2 separate regions of the Homo sapiens genome follow, and region 2 is linked to region 1. The links are chromatin contacts, found by Hi-C in ENCODE. All regions are on one chromosome and are shown on one strand. The core of a region is the stretch at or near the end of the contact, and the rest is flanking DNA. Distances in the headings are between cores, read along the strand shown.

What was found. A loop is a pair of places that touch in the nucleus more often than their neighbours do. Pooled maps may share reads with other maps.
Region 2: a loop to region 1 is called in a map of A673, with 3 times the contacts of the local background. The contact joins two enhancer-like sites. A Hi-C loop is called at or near these places in 5 of 168 maps with a recorded cell type or tissue (A673, adrenal gland, body of pancreas and 2 more) and 3 of 50 pooled maps.

The regions. Positions count from the first base shown.
Region 1 is chr18:22,602,047-22,606,508 of GRCh38, reverse strand. No RefSeq gene overlaps it. Among named protein-coding and RNA genes, the nearest start is that of CTAGE1, 190 kb to the right of the region's middle. Within about 2 kb of position 1,833, at least 16 of the 41 ENCODE cell types and tissues checked have a DNase peak (open chromatin) inside an H3K27ac peak, as active enhancers do; they include adrenal gland, body of pancreas and pancreas, where a contact is called at or near this core.
Region 2 is chr18:22,681,516-22,685,908 of GRCh38, reverse strand. No RefSeq gene overlaps it. Among named protein-coding and RNA genes, the nearest start is that of RBBP8, 250 kb to the left of the region's middle. Within about 2 kb of position 2,653, at least 11 of the 41 ENCODE cell types and tissues checked have a DNase peak (open chromatin) inside an H3K27ac peak, as active enhancers do; they include adrenal gland, body of pancreas and pancreas, where a contact is called at or near this core.

The DNA of each region.
Region 1 (4,462 bases), core at 584-3,083:
ATAATTAGGACAGGGTGGAATAAAGGATCTTGAAAAAGGTTAGGGTTCCTTCCGTGCAGCTGGGGGCATGCGTTATCGAAATGTTCAGAAACTAGGTTTGTGATATGAAAATATCTGTGCGTCTGTACAATGCAATGCATAACAAGATTAAGCAGCAGGTCTAATACCATAATTCTCCAATTCTGACACTATAATTCCAAGTAGTGATGAGCATAACTGTTATTTCAAGATACCTGCTACAACTGAAATGTGATTTGAAAAATCTATAGTTTCTAGTGGTAACGAAGTCACAGATATACTGACATACTGATGTGGTGTGCTGTCTACATTCATAAGAAAATGCTAAATTTAAATTAAAGTGTAATGAAAAGAAAGATGTATTTTTTCCCACACTGTTTCAAGGCACCCCCCTAAATTCTATCTATAGACCCCAGATTGAGAACTCCTGTCTTCTGTGCTTGTGCAGAATGACTTCAGGAAAACACACACCTGGTTCCGAGTATGTTTTCTTAGCTCAATACCAGTACCATGTAACTATAGTTGCCTCAGGGTGTGTAATAATGACTAGGCAATGCACAATGCCATTGCAACAATGTGACGAAGGCTAGCCTGTATACCTATGAAATTCATTCCCTGCAAGGCTGTGGAGGGTTGAGCAGGTACAGGCACCACGGCCAGGCACAAACTCTGTGTTATTTTTGTGGGAGCAAAGAAGAATTCTTCTAGTTCCACAAGGTGCGGCAATATGAAAAAATGATAGTTGGACAAGGATGAACTCAGAGGTAATTTCTAACAAGAGTAGGGATAAGGAGAGGAAGCCAGGACTGTGATGTGAGCACAGAGTGGAGTGCTGGGAAAACATGGGATCTGGACTTGAGCCCCAAGTCTACCCTGGACAGCTGAGTGATTTTGGGTAAGTAAAAACGTTCCCTTCTTCATGCTTTTCCCTACCTCCATCATTGGGATTTGTGAGGGACACAGAGGACAGTATGTATATACAAAGGTGCTGTGTGAACAGTAAAGCCCCATCCTCACATCTGCTATTATTATCCTGTTACAAGCCACCTCATGTTTAACTTTACTCCAAATGTATCCCTGGGCAGCCATCACATGCCACACTCTTGCTGCAGTTTGCAAGTTGAGGCAAGTCACTTGTGGTTTTTGTCACTTTTTCCTCTCCAGGGGCAGTACCATGACTGGCAGCTCTGCCAGACAGACTGACTTTATCACTCAAAGGCCAGTAAAAGTGACCTTTGGTTGTCCTGGGAGTCCTGCACCCCTATTTTTCTGATGAAACTCCCTTTGACCTTCGATTCCCCTGGCTTTCCTTTCTCTTAGCTTCCCTCCCTCCTTTGGTCTGGCCTCTGTCCAAACCCTGGGATGGAGGTGAGGGATGGGAGCAGTAGGCACGGGGGTGGGGTGGGGAGCATGGAATGGGGGAGGAGGAGAGGAGAGTCTCCAACCCTATGGCTGCCTCCCTGAGTTCTGCCGGGCACAGTTTCCATAGACAGCCAGCAGCAAGAGCGCATGGAATAAAGTATATTGAAGTCATTCAGCTTTGAAGACTTCCTGTATACTTTTAAGCTGCCCATGACATCATTGCACTGGGTGGCTCAGAACAATAGGCAGGGGTGGGATGAAATGAACCAAATCTACAAAGCATCAAGAACAGAGAGTGAGAGGCTGAAACAGAAACAGCCACAGACTATGTGAACTTTCCTGAACCAACTGGGGAAGAACTGACCCCCCAGTTGTCCAAGATGGCCCAAAACTGTACCCCTCGGCCACCCGCCCCCGTGGACTCGGCTGCTCCTTGTTTTTCAGCTGCACGGTGACCTCGCTCTGTTGCGTGGGACAACGACGGCAGACACACAGGGAAAGTCATGTGACTTGCAAACAGTTCCTCCATCCAAGTTCAATAAATTAGCAGCCAAAAATTTTAATCAGATATTTAATCTTTCCTCCCTGTAAGGGAGATTGAGTGTTTATGGTGGCTGGAGGCCAGGTTAATCTCAGAGAAAGATTACTTGCTGTATCTTTGGTGCTGGGAAGCCCTGAAGAAATCACTGGTGCCTGTTGAGCTCTGCTCAGCCAGTAGATAGCCTATGTCCCTTGTAATTTTCTGTGGGCTGTGTCAGGACTGAACAGTGATGTGACAAGGGATTTCCACATTTTATAAATACAGTGGAATAGGAAACAACCAAAAGAAGTTCTGCAAAAATCAATACATGGTCTTATCTGATGGGTCTACCATGCTGACCTCTTCTTCTCCTTACCTACTCTACACCTTTTCACCTCCTGAAGCCCAAGGATGTCTCAGGGAGAAGGGCTTGAGGCAATCCTACCAGGGCACTCTGAACTCTGGTAGCAGGACTCACCTCTTTGTGAATAATTCACTAATTGCTGACTATGGCTGAAATTTATTAATTTATTTGACAAAGGATGATTGAGTGCCAGGCACTCTTCTAGGATCTTGGAACAAATCAAAAAACACAAAAAGAAAAATGTCTTCCCTAATGTAGCTTATGCTGTAATGATGGGAGACAGATATCTAACAATAAACATAACTAACAAACATATAATGTGAAATTAGAAGGTGACCAGTGCTAGGAAGAAAAGAAATGCACCGGAGAAGGTGACTTGGCATGTCGGGGGAGGGATATTATTTTGTAACAAAATTTATTGCAACATTCCCATGGTGGGCCCCTGAGAACACCACTCCATTAGGATGTTGATAGATGCTATGGAGAAGAAACCCATTCAATAATCGAGGGGTGGAAACGGAACCAGGGGAGAAGGGTGGTAGGCAGAGACATTTTGGAGGATATTGCAGTAGCCATGAAAGACGATGAAGGAGAGAGAAAAGAACAGCCTGGCCCTGGCTGGACAGAGCAGCAACAGCAGAAAGAGGAATCAAGCTTTAAGTGTCTAGACTTTTCCACATGTCTAGTTTTGAGCCAGGGCAACTATGAAAATGAATGGACTTTTAACCCAAATATGTAAGTCAAGAGAGGCAGATATGGGGAACTTGAGTTAGATGTCAAGTGTTCAGATGCAAATGAGCTATGTTTGTAGATGCTATGGATAAAACCATCAGAGTATTAGAAAAATAGCAGTGACAGATACAAAGAAGTGACCGAGAGGTAGGAGAAAACACAGAACAGCAGTCTGTCTCAGGAATACAACAAGCAATGATTTTAAAGCAGCACTTCTCCACACACCTACAACCATCTGATCTTTGATAAAGGTGACAAAAAACAATCAATGGGGAGAGGACTCCCTGTTCAATAAATAGTGCTGGGAGAGCTGGCTAGCCTTATGCAGAAGATTGAAGCTGACCCCCTTCCTTACACTATATACAAAATTCCACTCAAGATGGATTAAAGACTTAAATATAAAACCTAAAACTATAAAAGCCCTGGGAGATAACCTAGGATAGGAAATACCATTCTGGACATAGGCCCTGGCAAAGATTTCATGACAAAGATGCCAAAAGCAATTGCAATGAAAGCAAAAATGGACAAATTGGACCTAATTATACTAAAGAGCTACTGCATCACAAAAGAAACTATTGATAGAGTAAACAACCTATAGAATGGGAGAAAATATTTGCAAAGGCTTAATATCCAGAGTCTATAAGGAACTGAAACAAATTAACAAGCAAAAATAAACAATCCCATTAAAGAGTGGGCAAAGGACATGAACAAACACTTTTCAAAAGAAGACATACACGTGGCCAACAAGTATGTAAAAAAAAAAACTCAACATCACTAATCACTAGAGAAATGCAAACCAAAACCACAATGAGATACCATCTCACAGCAGTCAGAATGGCTATTGCTAAAAAGTCAAAAGATAACAGATGCTGGTGAGGTTGCAGAGAAAAGGGAATGCTTATACACTGTTGATGGGAATGTAAATTAGTTCAGCTGTTGTGGAAAGCCGTGTGGTGATTCCTCAAAGAACTTAAAATAGAAGTACCGCTTGACCCAGCAATTCCATTATTGAGTATATACCCAAAGGAATATAAATTGTTCTACCATAAAGATACAGGCATGAATATGTTCATTGCAGCACTATTCATAATTGTAAAGACATGAAATCATTCTAAATGCCTATCAATGGTAGACTGGGTAAATGAAATGTGGCACATATACACCCTGGAATACTATGCAGCCAAAGAAAAAGAATGAGATCATGTCCTTTGCAGCAACATGGATGGAGCTGGAGGCCATCATTATCTTAAGTGAACTAATGTAGGAACAGAAAACCAAACACTGCATGTTCTCATTGATGAGTGGGAACATGAGTACACACAGACACAAAGACGAGAACAATAGACACTGGGGCTGACTTGAGGGTGGAGGGCGGGAGAAAGAAGGGGATAGAAAAACTACCTATTGGGTACTATGCTTATCACCTGGGTGGCAAAACTGTATGCCAAACCCCAGTGACACACAAT
Region 2 (4,393 bases), core at 1,404-3,903, 79 kb before region 1:
CATAGAGCCTTGAGAATATGATGCTTGTAGCCTCTGGAGGTATACAAATAGCCATGTTAGAGAAACAGAAAGTGAAAAGGTGCTACAGTAATATAACCTACCATCACAGAATTATTTGAAAACAGGTTTTAACTCCGGGTGTGGTGGCTCACACCTGTAATTGCAGCACTTTGGGAGGCCGAGGCAGGTGGATCACTTGAGGCCAGGAGTTTGAGACCAGCCTGGCCAACATGGCAAAACCCCGTCTCTACTAAAAGTACAAAATTAAGCTGGGTGTGATGACACATGCCTGTAATTCCAGCTATTCAGGAGGCTGAGGCAGGATAATTGCTTGAACCCAGGAGGCAGAGGTTGCAGTGAGTTGAGATCATGCCACTGCACTCCAGCCTGGGTGACAAGAGCGAAACTCTGTCTCAAAAAAAACCCCAAAAAACACAACAAAACAGGTTTTAGAAGAACCACCATTAAAGGGGAAATGTTTTTAAGCATGTTGTTAAATGAAAAAAGTATGTTTCCCAATGTTATGTATACCAATGGTATACTATTGTATGTTCCAAATTTAAAAATGCATATGTGTATTTACATGTAGAAAAGATAGCAAAATGTTTTCTGTTCCATCTGGATAGTGTGACTCTTGGTAACTTTTCTTCTTTGTGTTTTTCAATATATTAACTTTATAAAATACGTGTGTATTTAGAAAAAATAAATTATATAAAATAGGTTATTTTCAAAGCAAAAATACAAAAATAGAATTATTTTTTCCACTGCAGAGTTGTTCACAATGGAAGTATAAAATTAAAGAATATGACCTTATGGATTTACAATGACTTTATGCCTGGAAGAAAATCTACCCATAGATTCTGGCTTGGCTTATTCATGGAAAATATTTGATGACTAAAGTAGGACCGAGCTCAGTTACCTGTCATCTCAGAGAGGAATTACAACCAAATCTGCCATAAATCAAACTCTGAATCGTAACTGGGGATTGAATTTTTTGTTTGTTTGTTGATATAAAATGTTTGGTGTAGTTGTTACCTTAGCCAGCCAAGGGCATGTTTCCACTTCCTCTTATTACTATGGATTTCAGATTTTATTTTTATTTTTTGAGACACGGTCTTGCTCTGTCGCCCAGGCTAGAGTGCAGTGGCACTACCTCAGCTCACTGCAACCTTCAGCTCCCTGCAACCTCTGCCTCCACGGCTCAAAGGATCCTCCTCCCTCAGCCTTTCAAGTAGCTGGGACTACAGGCATGTGCCACCATCCCCGGCTAATGAGATTTTTTCTGATGTTCTCTCTCCTATGTTCACTTTAGCACTGATTATGACATTGCTTCTGGACTAATTAGGCCACCACAAATAAGAGACTGAGTCTCTCAATTTCATCATCTTTGTTAGTAAAATGGGGCTCACACTCTGAACTGACCTCTCAAGGTTATGTTATGAAGCAAGAGTAGATGTATCAGTCATTGTGGCTCACTGGTTTTTAGGTGTCATTGGTCTTTGGTGACCTAATGCTTGTAAACAATGAACAGTTCTGCCCAGGATAGGATCTAATTGATTCTATAATAGAACGCAAATAAAGTACAAGAGTGTGAAATAGACATGAGAAAGTTTGGAGGACAATATGGAAAGAGAAACCTTTGGAGAACTGACTGGGGAAAAAGTACTTACAGTGGATAAAGTATGACTATTTGGCCGGCACAGGGTAAAGACAGAGAAGGAAGAATAATGGTGACCTCCAATAAAATGAATTATGTTCTCCCTTGTCCCTTCTGTGGGATCAGAAAAGGTTATAGACCTAGTATCACACACTTAAACATTTTAAGTAAGCAGTCAAGTGATGGCATGGGGCCATGGATCCTTCAAAGATGGCACCTGTAATAAATCATAGGCCAATGGTGTGGAGACTGACTGCAGCCAGTAGTGAGGCAGCACTTTATGGATGACATCAAACGGGACAGCAGGGCAATGCTAAGGCCTGACTCAAGAGCCAGCATGCTCCTCCAAGGAAGGGTGCAAGTTCAACTTTGGTTTCTCTCATAGAGTTAACTTAGAAAATTCGGTGCAAATGTAATATTGGACACATAGGTACTATGTAATATATCCCATCAGCTATATGCACATACTTTATAATAGATTCTGTAAGGTTAGAGGGCTGAGCAAAAGGGAAGATTTGGAGATATTGCTATCTTGAGATAAATATTAGTGAATAAAAGGGCTCGGGAGTAGTGAGCTCTGCAGTGCATGCAGTCATCAAAGTTGATTGTGGTGTGTGGCTGCCAGCAGACCTCTCACACTAGCAGGTGCCAGGCACGGAGTGCACCGCTCCCTCAGACATTGACCCCGTGTTAGGGAATATGCTGACGTGTTCTGTTTACTCTAGGAACGAACAGGGAGGCTAATGCTCCACTACTCGAGGAGCAGCCCACGTACCATAAAGGTTTTATAGCTGTTCAAGATAGACTTCAGGTTCATTCTTTCCAGATTCATTCACAGGGAGGGAGGAGGAAAGGGAGGGGATGGTAACAGTAGAGCAATGTTTAACTCAACAGATTCCAATGTCTCAGTGGTGAAGATGATCAAACCCCCTACCTCCCCACCCTGTTGGCTCCACAAACAGAAAACGTCAAGAGTGGGCAACCTGCCAGATGTTCCAGCCAGCGGCTGAATTGAAACAGACCTGCCCTGGGAAGGGAGGGAAAGAAGCACAGCCAAGGAAATTTAAGAAGGAAAAAATGGCAAACTACCCCAAACCTTTGCTGCTGACCCATCTAAGTGTTGGTTAATGTGCAAATTCGAATAGAACTGAAATGTTATTGTTATTTGTATTATTGTAATTCTGTTAGCAAAAATTTTATTATGTGTCAGACACCAGGCTAAGCATTTAAATGCACTTTATCATCTGTTCCCCTCTACTCTGTGAGCTAGGTTCTATTATTGTGCCCATTTTATAGAAGAGGAAACTGAGGTTGAATAATGTGCTATTTAGTGGAGGAGGTGGGATTTGAAGGAAGGTCTGTTATGTGTGAATAAAACTTTATGAGTGTGGTATCAGGGAACAATGTCACACTGAAGTTGTTTTAAGCTGCAGATCTTCAGGATGGAAAGAAGCCAATCCTTTGCTACTGTGTACTTTGCAAAAATTATTTTATGTTTTCCTACAGAGTAGATAATAAGTTTCCTGTTTTAAAGTGGAATCACGAATGAAATTTAGGTTTGCCTGATCCCATAGTTTCCCTGTTTCATGTGACCTGACTGGGAAGAAGTGGAGGTGGAAGGAAATCTCCATTTTTGGTAAAAATGCTGGCGTGATGCATGCCAGAGAGCGGTCCCATTCCCAGATAGTTCAAATTTACATGGTAAGCAGGACTTTCAAATCCCTCCCCATCATTACTGATGAGAAATACTGCTTGATTTGAGGTTCACTTTTCAATTTGAATTTGAAGTTCAGTTTTCTTGATGCTGCTATTAAGCAATAAAAATCATACCTAGAAAAGAAAGAATACAAAGCCTCTTTTTAATTTGTTATTTGTTTTACAGTTTACAAAGCACTTCCTTAATGTAGCAATGGCTCTGCCTGTCCCCTTTGATAATTCTGACTCCATTTTTGTTCAATGAGGAAAGCCAAAGCCAATTCATAAATGTTTATCTCATTGTAATTATAGCAGCCACTACCATTATCAGGGGCTTTAACGCCCTGCACAGCACCCCATGGAGTGGACAGCTTCTTCTGACCAGCAAGGAAATTGAGCTTCAGAGTGTTTCAGTGGCTTGCCAAGGGCATAAAGCTAATAAGTGAAAAAGCCAGGACTCATCAAGCTTGACCGGTGTTCTTTCTCCTACATTACACCAGTTTTCCCCTGGAGGGCCAAAGCAAGAAGGCTGGATAAGGAGCCTCTTGATAAATGAGAGTTGGCTGGAGAAGGGAGGCCCTTAAGGATCACACTGCTCTCCTTCCCAGCTTTTACATATATTGAGAGAGCAAGTGACATGTTTACATTAGTTCTTTCAACAAATTCTTATTTGAATATTGAAAACATTTCCCCCCAGTTTCTAATTCTTGGGTCCTACTGACTGGTTTCCCTGCAGACATGTTTCAGTAACAAAAAGTGAAGGAAATGTGGCAAATTAGAGAAGAGAGAAGAAATAAAAAGACAGCAAGCAAATTCATATAAGCAAGTGAATTACAGTGAAGAGTCTAGAGAAAGGAATTACATTTATACTTTACACAGGGCAAAAACCTGGGCTCAGAGAGATGAGAGAACTTACCAAGTGAATGAAATACAGGTAAGTGTTCTTTTGGGCACTTGACATCCTTAGTTACCCTCAATATAGCTTCTAAACAAGAATCCAAGGTTCCAGCCATTTAAATGTGTACTTGGGAATAAAGTTTA